Linked DNA regions of Homo sapiens: region 1 is linked to region 2. A link is an interaction called in ENCODE POLR2A ChIA-PET data of the cell type or tissue named here. Cell type or tissue: PC-9. All regions are shown on one strand. Links, peaks and the distances in the headings refer to the core of each region. The heading gives the core; the rest is flanking DNA. Region 1 has its middle 3.0 kb from the start of IL2RB. Region 2 has its middle 12 kb from the start of PVALB.

The links. Peaks named below come from ENCODE experiments on the same cell type or tissue, not always from the same donor. Only the 100,000 strongest peaks of a DNase experiment are listed, where the experiment ranks them.
Region 1: POLR2A ChIA-PET joins it to region 2 with 11 read pairs; 2 of 35 experiments call an interaction of 5 or more read pairs at or near these places.

The regions. Positions count from the first base shown.
Region 1 is chr22:37,150,180-37,155,559 of GRCh38, forward strand. It overlaps a transcript of IL2RB not described here. Among named protein-coding and RNA genes, the nearest start is that of IL2RB, 3.0 kb to the left of the region's middle. RefSeq lists a promoter at 1-602 and an enhancer at 1-107. In PC-9, for the core only: no CTCF peak of the experiment used is centred there; no DNase peak of the experiment used is centred there.
Region 2 is chr22:36,825,970-36,831,349 of GRCh38, forward strand. No RefSeq gene overlaps it. Among named protein-coding and RNA genes, the nearest start is that of PVALB, 12 kb to the left of the region's middle. In PC-9, for the core only: no CTCF peak of the experiment used is centred there; a DNase peak (open chromatin) is centred at 3,022.

The DNA.
Region 1 (5,380 bases), core at 63-5,062, 320 kb after region 2:
CGCAGGCCCTCCCTCTCTCCCCTCCTACATCACCCCCACGCCAACTCACACAGGCTACCCAACACCTCTGACGCCTCCATCCGGTCACACACATACCCACTAATACGTAGGCTTCACACAAGCAGGTCCCTCTAGGTGACCCCAGCGTCTCACCCTCCTCCCAGCCTGCAACACACCATCTTTCCGAGACTCCCATTTCACCCAGCCTTCCAGGAAGCCCCTTACTCCGTTTAGCATTCAGAGATGACTGTTTTTTTTAGTTTTTAATTTTGTGGGCATGTGGTAGGTGTCTATATTCATGAGGCACATGAGCTATTTTGATACAGGCATACAATGTATAATAATCACATCAGGGTAAATGGGGTATCCATCACCTCAAGTATTTATCCTTTCTTTGTGTTAAAATCCAAGTATACTCTTTTAGTTATTTTTAAATGTACAATAAATTATTGTTGACTAAAGTCACCCTGTTATGCTATCAAATACTAGATCTTATTCATTCGATCTAATTCTGTTTTCGTACCCAACAACAATCCCCACCCCTCCAACCCCCACTGCCCTTCCCATCTCCATCACTGCCCTTCCCATTTCCATGAATTCAATTGTTTTAATTTTTAGCTCCCACAAATAAGTGAGAACATGTGAGCTTTGTCTTTTTGTGCCTGGCCTGTTTCACTTAACATAATGACCTCCAGTTTCAAACATGTGGTTGCAAAGACAGGATCTCATTCTTTTTCATGGCTGAATAGTACTCCATTGCATATATGTACCACATTTTCTTTATTCATTCATCTGTTGATGGGCACTTAGGTTGCTTCCAAATCCTGGGTATTGTGAACAGTGCTGCAACAAATGTGGGAATGCAGATGTCTCTTCCATATACTGATTTCCTTTCTTCTGGGTATATACTCAGCAGTGGGATTGCTGGATCATATAGTAGTTCTATTTTTAGTGTTTTGAGGACTCTTCAAACTGTTCTTTATAGTGGTTGTACTAATTTACATTCCCACCAACAGTGTACGAGAGTTCCCTTTTCTCCCCACCCTCACCAGCATTCATTATTGCCTGCCTTTTGGATAAAAGTCATTTTAACTGAGGTGAGATAATATCTCATTGTAGTTTTGACATGCATTTCTCTGATGATCAATGATGTTGAGCACCTTTTCATAAACTTATATGTTTTCTTTTGAGAACTGTCTATTCAGATCATTTGCCCAATTTTTGATGGGATTTCTATAATTTTTTTCCATAAAGATGTTTGAGCTCCTTATCTAGTCCAGTTATTAATCCCTTGTCAGATAGTTTGCAAATATTTTCTCCCATTCTGTGGGTTGTCTCTTCACTTTGCTGATTGCATCCTTTGCTGTGTAGAAGCCTTTTAACTTGATGTGATCTCATCTATCATTTCTGCTTTGGTTGCATGTGCTGGTGGGGTATTGCTCAAGAAATCTTTGCCTAGTCCCATGTCCTAAAGAGTTTCCCCAATGTTCCTTTTAGTAGTTTCATAGTTTGAGGTCTCAGATTTAAGTCTTTAATCCATTTGGATTTGATTTTTGTATATGAAGAGAGATGAGGGTCTAGTTTCATTCTTCTGCATATGGATATCCAGTTTTCCCAGCAACATTTATTGAAAAGACTGGCCTTTCCCCAAAGGTATGTTTTTGGCAATTTTGTTGAAAATAAGTTCACTGTAGGTGTGTGGATTTGTTTCTGGGTTCCCTATTCTGACCAATGGTTCATTGGTCAATGCATCTGTTTTTACGCTAGCGCCACGCTGTTTTGGTTACTGTAGCTCTGTGGTATAATTTGAAGTCAGATAATGTGATTTGTCCAGTTTCACTCTTTTTGCTTAGGATGGCTTTGGCTACTCTGCATCTTTTGTGGTTCCATATAAATTTGACGATTATTTTTTCTACTTCTGTGAAGAATGTCATTAGTATTTTGATAGGGATTACATTGAGTCTGTATATTTCTTTGGGTGGTATGGACATTTTAACAATATTGATTCTTCCAATCCATAAACATAGAATATCTTTTTATTTTTTGTGTCCTCTTCAGTTTCTTGCACCAACGTTTTATAGTTTTCATTATAGAGATCTTTCACTTTTTTGGTTACGTTTATTCCTAGGTATTTTATTTTATTTGTAGCTATTCCAAATGGAGTTATTTTCTTGATTTCTTTTTCAGATTGTTTGCTGTTGGTACATAGAAATACTACTAACTTTTGTATGTTGATTTTGTATTCTGCAGCTTAACTGAATTTGTTTATCAGTTCTCATAGTTTTGTGGTGGCGTTTTTAGGCTTTTTGAAATATAAGATAATATCGTCTACAAACAAGGATAATTTGACTTCTTCCTTTCCAATTTGGATGCCCTTTACTTCTTTCTCTTGTCTGTTTGTTCTAGCTAGCACTTCCCAGAGATGACTATCAGGTCTTTGTGAACAATTTGATGGTCACTTACTGAACATTCTAGAACCTTCCTCTTCCTCTCAAGTCATGGTTCCTAACCCTTCTCCCCCTTTTTTGGCGGGGGAGAAGGGTGGCGTGGGAGCTCAGCTCAGGGCTCTTTTTTTTAAATGATGGAAACTTATGGATTGGTCTTTAGAAAAATGCACATCTATTTACGTGCTACATCACAGCCCCATAGACCCTGTGAAGTTCCATCCTCAGAGCCCAGAAGCAGCAGCTCTGCTTCTTCCCTTTCCTGATTCCCTGTTTCAGAGGGGTTTTATTGCAAGCTGTGGCCTCTTTTTTTTTTTTTTTTTTTTTTTGAGACATAGTCTAGCTCTGTCACCCAGGCTGGAGTGCAGTGGCACAATCTCGGCTCACTGCAACCTCTGCCCACAAAGTTCAAGCGATTCTCCTGCCTCGGCTTCCCGAGTAGATGGGATTACAGGCACGTGCTACCATGCCCGGCTAATTTTTGTATTTTCAGTAGAGACGGGGTTTCCCCATGTTGGCCAGGCTGATCTTGAACTCCTGACCTCAGGTGATCCACCTCCCTCGGCCTCCCAAAGTGCTGGGATTACAGGTGTGAGCCACTGCGCCCAGCCTGCCACCTCTTCTGAGAAGAAGAGAGAGAAGAGCAGAGACGGCAGCTCTGCAAATGTGAGAAAAGTGGAATTCAAGACTCCAAAAAGAGAATCAGGCCCAACTCCCATGTGCAAAGCCCGCTGCTGGAAAAGAAGAAGCGTGGAGCACTGCTGCCCAGGAGGGGCAGGACTGGAGATTGAGGCTGTGACTTAGGCCTCCCTGTGCTTCAGTGTGCAGACCTACCAAATGAAGGGAGAACTGGACAAGAAGGTGTGTATAAAGCATTTAATGTGACCACGCACTGCAGGCTTGCTGTAAGGGCCAGTTCCTTCCACACTGCCCTTCCCTCTCCTCTAGAGTAAGGCTGTCTGGCGGCAGGAGAGGATACTAAACACAACAGCCACAACCATGAGAATAACAGCCAACATTTATTAAGCCTCAAATATTCCCAGAAGCTTTGCAAGAAATTAGGAACGCCGGTTGTCTCAGGGAGGAGAGCCAGGTGAGGAAGGGTTAGGAAGGACGCTTTTCTCTATAGACCCTTTTGTATGGCATGAACATATTTCCTGCCCCCAAATAAATGAATTCAGTTAAAACTTTAAAAGCACACACATACAAAGAAAAGAAAAATGCATCCGCAGCCAAAGCCAGAAGTCACAGACCCAGCTTGCAAGGAGCAGCTGCGTACAGCTATTTCATCCATGAGACAGCATCAGTCTGCCTGGCACATACTGCCCAAGACTCTTCTTCCTCCTCATCCTGCTTTCCTTCTTTTATTTATTCAACAAACATTTACTGAGCACCCCAGATGCCCCAAAGACCAGGTCAGACACAGGAAGCCTGAGGCGCGCAGCCCAGGCCAGCGGGGTAGGACCAAGGGAGGGAGGTAGGCCACTCTCCACCCTCGTGCCCCTGAGATGTGCAGCAGCCAGGAAAGTGGGGAGCAGAATGGGGGATGGTGCAGCCCCCACATACAGAGTCTCCCACCCCAGGAGACAGGGGATGGAGCCGGTTTGTTCTTTTGTCAAGGGTCCTAGCCCAGAACACCTCAGATGGAGAGGCAGGGAGGGGGCTACGCAGAGAATGATTCTCCTTCACATCCTCTATGTAACACCTCATGGCCTGTGGGAGCACGTAGGAGGGAAACCTGGTGGAATGGGTCCCCAGGCCATGGCGTGCACCCTCCTCCCGGCATCAGCTCGGGTCTGCTTCCCAGCCTCCCTTGCAGTGAGCTGGGGCTCCAGAACCAAGTCTGGCTAATGGGATGTGGGAGGAAGTGATTTATTCTACTTCTAGGCCTAAAAAAAATCTCACCTATGATCTCCTGTGTCTCTTAATCCCTCTATCTCTCTTTTTTTTTCTTTTTTTTTTTTTGTTTTTTAGACGGAATCTTGCTCTGTAGCCAGGCTGGAGTGCAGTGGCGCGATCTCGGCTCATTGCAAGCTCCGCCTCCCCGGTTCAAACAATTCTCCTGCCTCAGCTTCCCGAGTAGCTGGGATTACAGGCACACACCACCACACCCAGCTAATTTTTGTATTTTCAGTAGAGATGGGGTTTCACCATGTTGGCCAGGACGGTCTCGATCTCCTGACCTCGTGATCTGCCTGCCTTGGCCTCCCTAAGTGCTGGGATTACAGACGTTAGCCACCACGGCCGGCCATCCCTCTATCTCTTTCTCTCTCTCCCCTCCCCTGCCAGAATCCAGTGAAGTTTTGGGTAGAGGGGCTGGAGTCCCTTGAAGGACAGGCCCTCACCCCTCCTCAGACAATTCACACTGGGCTATAACTTGAATGAAAAATAAACCTCTATTGTTGGGCCTCTGAGACCTGGGGACTGCTGTTTCTGTTTTCTCTGACTCATACAGTCTGTCCCCCAGGTGCTACAGCTGAACATAAAACCAGGTGAGGAGGGGTGAGACAGTACGCCAGCAGAAGCCCAGAGGCATGGGTGGCCAGCAGGGGTGTGCAGAGAGGTGCACCTGCTTTCTTCAGCCCCTGCCCTGCTCAGAGCCGTGTCATCTCCCACCTCAGCAGGCCCATGGTGGCCTCCGCCCTGGTCTCCCTGTTTCTATTAATACTCCTGACTCTCTGGTCTGTTCTCCACTCAGCGGCCAGAGCAACCTTTCCCAAACTCAAATCACGTCATTTCACCCCCCAGCCACTCCCCATCATACACACTCAAACCTTCCCAGTGCATTCACAGTAAAATCCAAACTCTCAGTCTTGACCCACATGTCCTACAGGGACTGCCCCATCTTCATCTCTGACCCTGCCTCCTGTGCTTTCTCACTCTGTCAGGGCTTTGTGCATGCTGAGCCTGCTCTTCCCTTGCCATTTTACAGGCCA
Region 2 (5,380 bases), core at 308-5,307:
ACAGACAAGCACGGGAGGAGACAGCCATTTACAGTCAAAGAGAGGCCTCAGAAGAAAACACCTTGATCTCAGACTTCTGGCCTTGAGAAGGGTAAGAGGATCCATTTCTGTTGTTCAGGCCCGCTCCCAAGCTGGCTAACACACCTGGCGATGGAAAGAGCCTGCTGAGGGCGCATGAAGGAGAGGGTCTCCATTCCCGTGATCACAATGCAGATGCCAGCCCATGTGCTCATGAAAACTCTCAAAATCCTTTGAAACTGTGACATTTCCCTGCTTTAAAAAAATGTGATCATAAATATGCCATGTACTCTTTAAAGAAACAATAGAAAATAGAGGAGCTAAACAGGGCCGGGGGTGGGGGGGCGTGTCACCAGTAATCCCTTGCTACCCAAATACAACCATGGTTACCATTGATTTCAGAGGTTTTCTGCCCTCTCACTCCTGCTGGACTATCTACCTGCTGATCGTCCTTCATGTTTTAGCTTGGGTGTCACCTCTTACCAGAAGTCCTCCTGGGTTTCTTCCCCCTGACCTCGTGCCCCTCCTAGAACTCTGCATTTGCCTCAATAATGGCCTCCTATTATTCTGCTTGTTCTCTCTGTGTTTCCAGTTGCCTTTTCTGCTGGGAGTTTGAAGCACCACCATAGCGTTCAGCTTCTTTCCAGGACGGACTCCAAGGAGAATAAATCAAATGGGGGATATTTTTATGTTTGGCTCTGCGTGTACAGTGGTTCTTCTCTAAGACATTCTTGGATTCCTACTTACAGTGCTGTCGAAATCCATTTATTCACCTGCACTTTAGAGGCACCTGCTGGTGTGTAATTAGTCTTCCAGGAACTGTGACCTTCCCTGGGAACTATAGCCTCCTGTCCCCAGGAATCTTAATTCCTGATCCAAAATGGCAGCTCACATTTCGATAAGGGAGGGTGCTCTGGGGAACAGGGAGCTGGGTATTTGAAACCGGCTGAGCAAATCCAGAATGTACGATCGCTATCTGCCTTGGTGTTCCTTCAGCCAATAGGGGGATGCTTGATGTTGGTACCAATGTAAAGGCCCCAGGTTAATACAGCTAATGTGTTTTAAGGACATTGTTGAACCAGTTTTTTCTTATTAAATATTTATTGCTTCCATCCTGATTCTGGGTCACATTTGACTGAGAAAAAAATGTTTTTAAATTCAGAGGCTGAATCAGTTTGAAAATCCAATAGTTCCCATTTTGTTTCAATACTGCAGACTAACCCACAGCTCATGTTGGGGTTTAGGACCAAGGTTTGCAGAATGACAATGGCTGAGAATTGAGAAATAAACACAAACACCAATCGAGGCAGAGAGGAAATGAACTGAGGCAGCAGAACTGCCCTCCCCCTTTCCTTCCTCCTTCCTCTCCTCCTCCTCCTCCTCCCACCGCTATGTCTCTCCTCCTTTGTTCCTTTCCCTTTTGCCTCCTTGTCTTGCCTTTCTTTTCCCTAAGTCTCAATCATGAATGCTTGGTCTCACAATTCTACAGGATTAGGGGCCCTTAGCCACCAATCCAACCGTCTCATTTTCTAAAGGTTTTCCCTTGTATTACTTTTTAAATTATGGTAAAAGAAACACACAACATTCACCGTCTTAACCATTTGTAAGTGTAGAATTCAGTCCTGTTAGGTATATTCACATTATTTGTCAATCATTACATTTGACAGATGGGAAGCCTGAGGCTCAGAGAGGGCATAAGATGTCCAAGGAAAATGGCAGAGGAGGGACTCACCCAGGCCTGTGGATCTGACTTCTGGGCCCTCAAAGGATGGCAGGACATGTCTAAAGGGATGAGAACAAGGTAGAAGGGAGAGAGAGCAGGAGATGCTGTGTCAACTTTAGACCACAGTGTGAGCTCTACCCTCTCCTCCTCAACTAGAAAATGTGTACAATACTAAATGATGCTCAGTGAAAGAAGCCAGACACAAAAGGTCACACTACATATATGTATGAAATATCCAGACTAGGTCAATCTAGAGACAAAAAGCGGGGGCTGGAGGGAAGGAGGAATAGGGAGTAACTGCTTAATGGGCTTTATTGGAACCAGGTCAATGTGGCACCAACGAATCAAGGAGGGCGTCTGGGAAGAGGTGATGCTCAGGCCTCTTTGATTCCTTCTCCCTGCTCACACACCAGCCTCATGTTCACCTCTGTTTACTAGGATCATTGCTGTGGAACAATTATCCATGGAATTGTCTGCTCTCAACCTATGAGCTTGTTGAGGTCAGCTACTTAATGAGTGTTGAGGTCACTGCATCGTGGGCTGATAAAAATGTTTTGGAACCAGATAGAGTGGTGGTTGTACAACATTCTGCACACTCTGAACCCTGAAGGCATTAGGTGCCACTGAATTGTCTACTTTAAAGTGGTTAATTTTATGTTGTATGAATTTCACTTCAGTTAAAACATCTCCTATTCTCCCCACAAGATTCGTAGTGAATCTGATAGATGACAGCATATCAGATGACCGTCACTTTTACTGATTGTATGAGTCCTTTCTCACACTGCTGTAAAGGCATACCTGAGACTGGGTGATTTCTAAAGAAAAGAGGTTTAATCGACTCACGGTTCTGCAGGCTGTACAGGTTTTTGCTTCTAGGGAGGCCTTAGGAAACTTACAATCATAGTGGAAGGGCGAAGGGGAAGCCAGCACGCCTTACAAGGTGGGAGCAGGAGGAAAGGGTGGGGAGGTGCCACACACTTTTAAACAAGCAGATCTCAGGAGAACTCGATCACAAGACAGCCCTAGGCGGGTGGTGCTAAACCATTAAAGACTGCCCCCATGATCCAGTCAATCCCACCAGGCGCCTCCTCCAACACTGGGGATTGCAATTTGACATGAGATTTGGGTGGGGACCCAGAGCCAAACCATATCACTGATATAGCCATGTGAGTCATATACAAGGGAGACGTTACCTTTTGTTTACCCTGAAGGGTAACATAGACCACTGTGACAATGGCTTGCAGTAATGGCTGGCAGTGACAGCATGCTACTTCCTCTGGCGTTGTCCTGCCTCCTCCCTCCTGTAGGCTTACTGCACCTGCCATTCATCCTGTATGACTCAGCTTAGGCATCACCTCTTCCCAGAAGCCCTCCTTGATTTCTTCTCCCTGCTCACATACCACTCTCATATTGACCTGTGTTTACTGTGATCATTGCTGTGGAGCAATTATCCATGGAACTGTCTTCTCCCAACATGACTATGAGCTTGTCGAGCTCAGGGGCCCTTTCGCAGCAGGGTGGAAAGGAAACTGCGTTGATTTCGGTGCCACATTGACCTGGGTTCAATATCTGGCTCAGCCAACCTGCTAGCTCTGTGACCTTGGGACAAATTACTTACTCTTTAGGAACAACAGTTTCACATCTGAAGAATGAAAATAATATTTTCCTTATGGGGCTGTGCCAAGGAGTCTTGGATGTATTATCACATCTCCTGTGAGTCTTTGAACTTTTGTACGTATTATTATTTGCATTATATTGGTTTTGCTTTTCTCCTAGTTTTGGCCATGTCTGAATATTTTCAAACAATCTCACCAACCATATGAGCACTAGAATGGAAAGAATGTCTTGGCTGTAGGGCAACCTGGTGTCCACTGGGGGTGCCCAGCTGGTGTGGGGTGGGGGGTGAGGAGTAGCTGAGGCAGAGAGGAGATGAGTCCTGGGGGGGTGAGCATTTGGGGTCAGTGGTGACTGCTGCTGTTACACAGTGGAAATGAAAGAATATTCAGTCTCAGCTGCCAGCTCTAGCTGTGTGACACTTGCAGAGAGACTTGACCTCCCTGAGCTTCCGTTTCCACTTCCGTCAAGTGGGACTCCTGAGAGTCCTCCACTCAAGTGTTGTGAGAGTGAAATGAATACATGAATTCAACAACTTAAGCAGAGAGTGGGTCACACAATGCGCCAATAAGAGGCCGCCATACCAGGCAGATCACCATGATTCCCTGCTTGTGTAATATACACACCTTACTGGATAATAATGTCCTGTAATATAAATATACATACATTCAACCTTTGCCAGATTCTGAAAAGATGCTTCAGTAAATGAACTTTCAGTAATGCCAGATTGCTACCCAAATTCTTAAAGTGTGTTGCAGACAAGCAAGCAAGCAAGAAAGAGTTCCATTTCTTGGTGTTGCAGGCTGAAGGGTGAGCAGGTATCAGGTGGGGGAGTGTTGGGAAGGAAGTGATGCCCCCACTTGAATTCAGTCAGACCACACGTCGTGGATCGTGCCCCTCCACCTCCAGATGGTGGGAGGCAAGGGTGAGGAGAGTGACCAGGATTATTCTGCAGGGCCAGGGCAAAGTCCGGTCCCATAGTTGAGTGACCTTGGAGCGAGGGGTAGGTGAGGGCCCCACTGCCCAGGCTGAGGAGCCCTGAGCAAGCAGCTCCCTGGCGACTGCAAATTCCAGGATGGAAGTAGTATTAAAATTCCAGATCCACATGTGATTACAGAAACCTCAGCTGCATAAGCCAAAAACACAGACTGACCCCTGAACTCCCTCCTCTCTCCCTGCCTACACATTGTAATGGAAGGAAACATTCTGCAAATTCTAAACTTACCACTGAACATGAGGAAATGCTCTGACTTCTCGAGTTCAGTTTCCCCATCTGTCAAATGGGTATAACCCACCTACTTTATCCTCCCCCAATCCATTTTTTAAAAAATCTTTAGTTAGTATGAGTGAAGTTTATTTCACTTGCAATGGAAATAATCTTGACTGTGGTAGTCTATTATATCAGTGGTTTCTGATAAACCATGCTTTTAAGTATTCATACCTTTGTATGCTTGCTGAGCTGATAGGATGCGGTTCTAGAAATGTGGGCAGCCATCTTACCCACTACAAAGAGGGAATCTGTTTGAGAAATGAAAAGAAAGATAAAACCCTGATGATATCAATGAGCCCCTCGATCCAGCCATTCCTATAGACAAATGCACACCTGGGCTTTCAGTTACAAAGCCAATAAATCATCCTTCCCCAATCCACTTTTTAAAAAAACCTTTAGTTAGTACGAGTCAAGTTTATTTCACTTGCAATAGAAAGAATCTTGACTGTGGTAGTCTATTATATCAGTGGTTTCTGATAAACCGTGCTTTTAAGTGTTCATACCTTTGTATTGCCACCTTTCCTTGACTGTAGATGGTCCTTGCAACTTGCTTTATTGCCACATTTTCTTGGCTGTGGTTGGGGCTTGCAGCTTGCTTTCAACAATGGAATGGGGTGGAAGGGACACTGTGCCTGCTCTGGTTCTAAGCTTGAAGAGGTCCTGACAGCTTCCATGCTCTTGGGAGCCCAGATATGCCAGGTAAAATTCAGATGCCCTGCTGGAGAGACCATATGGAGATGTCACATGAGAATGAG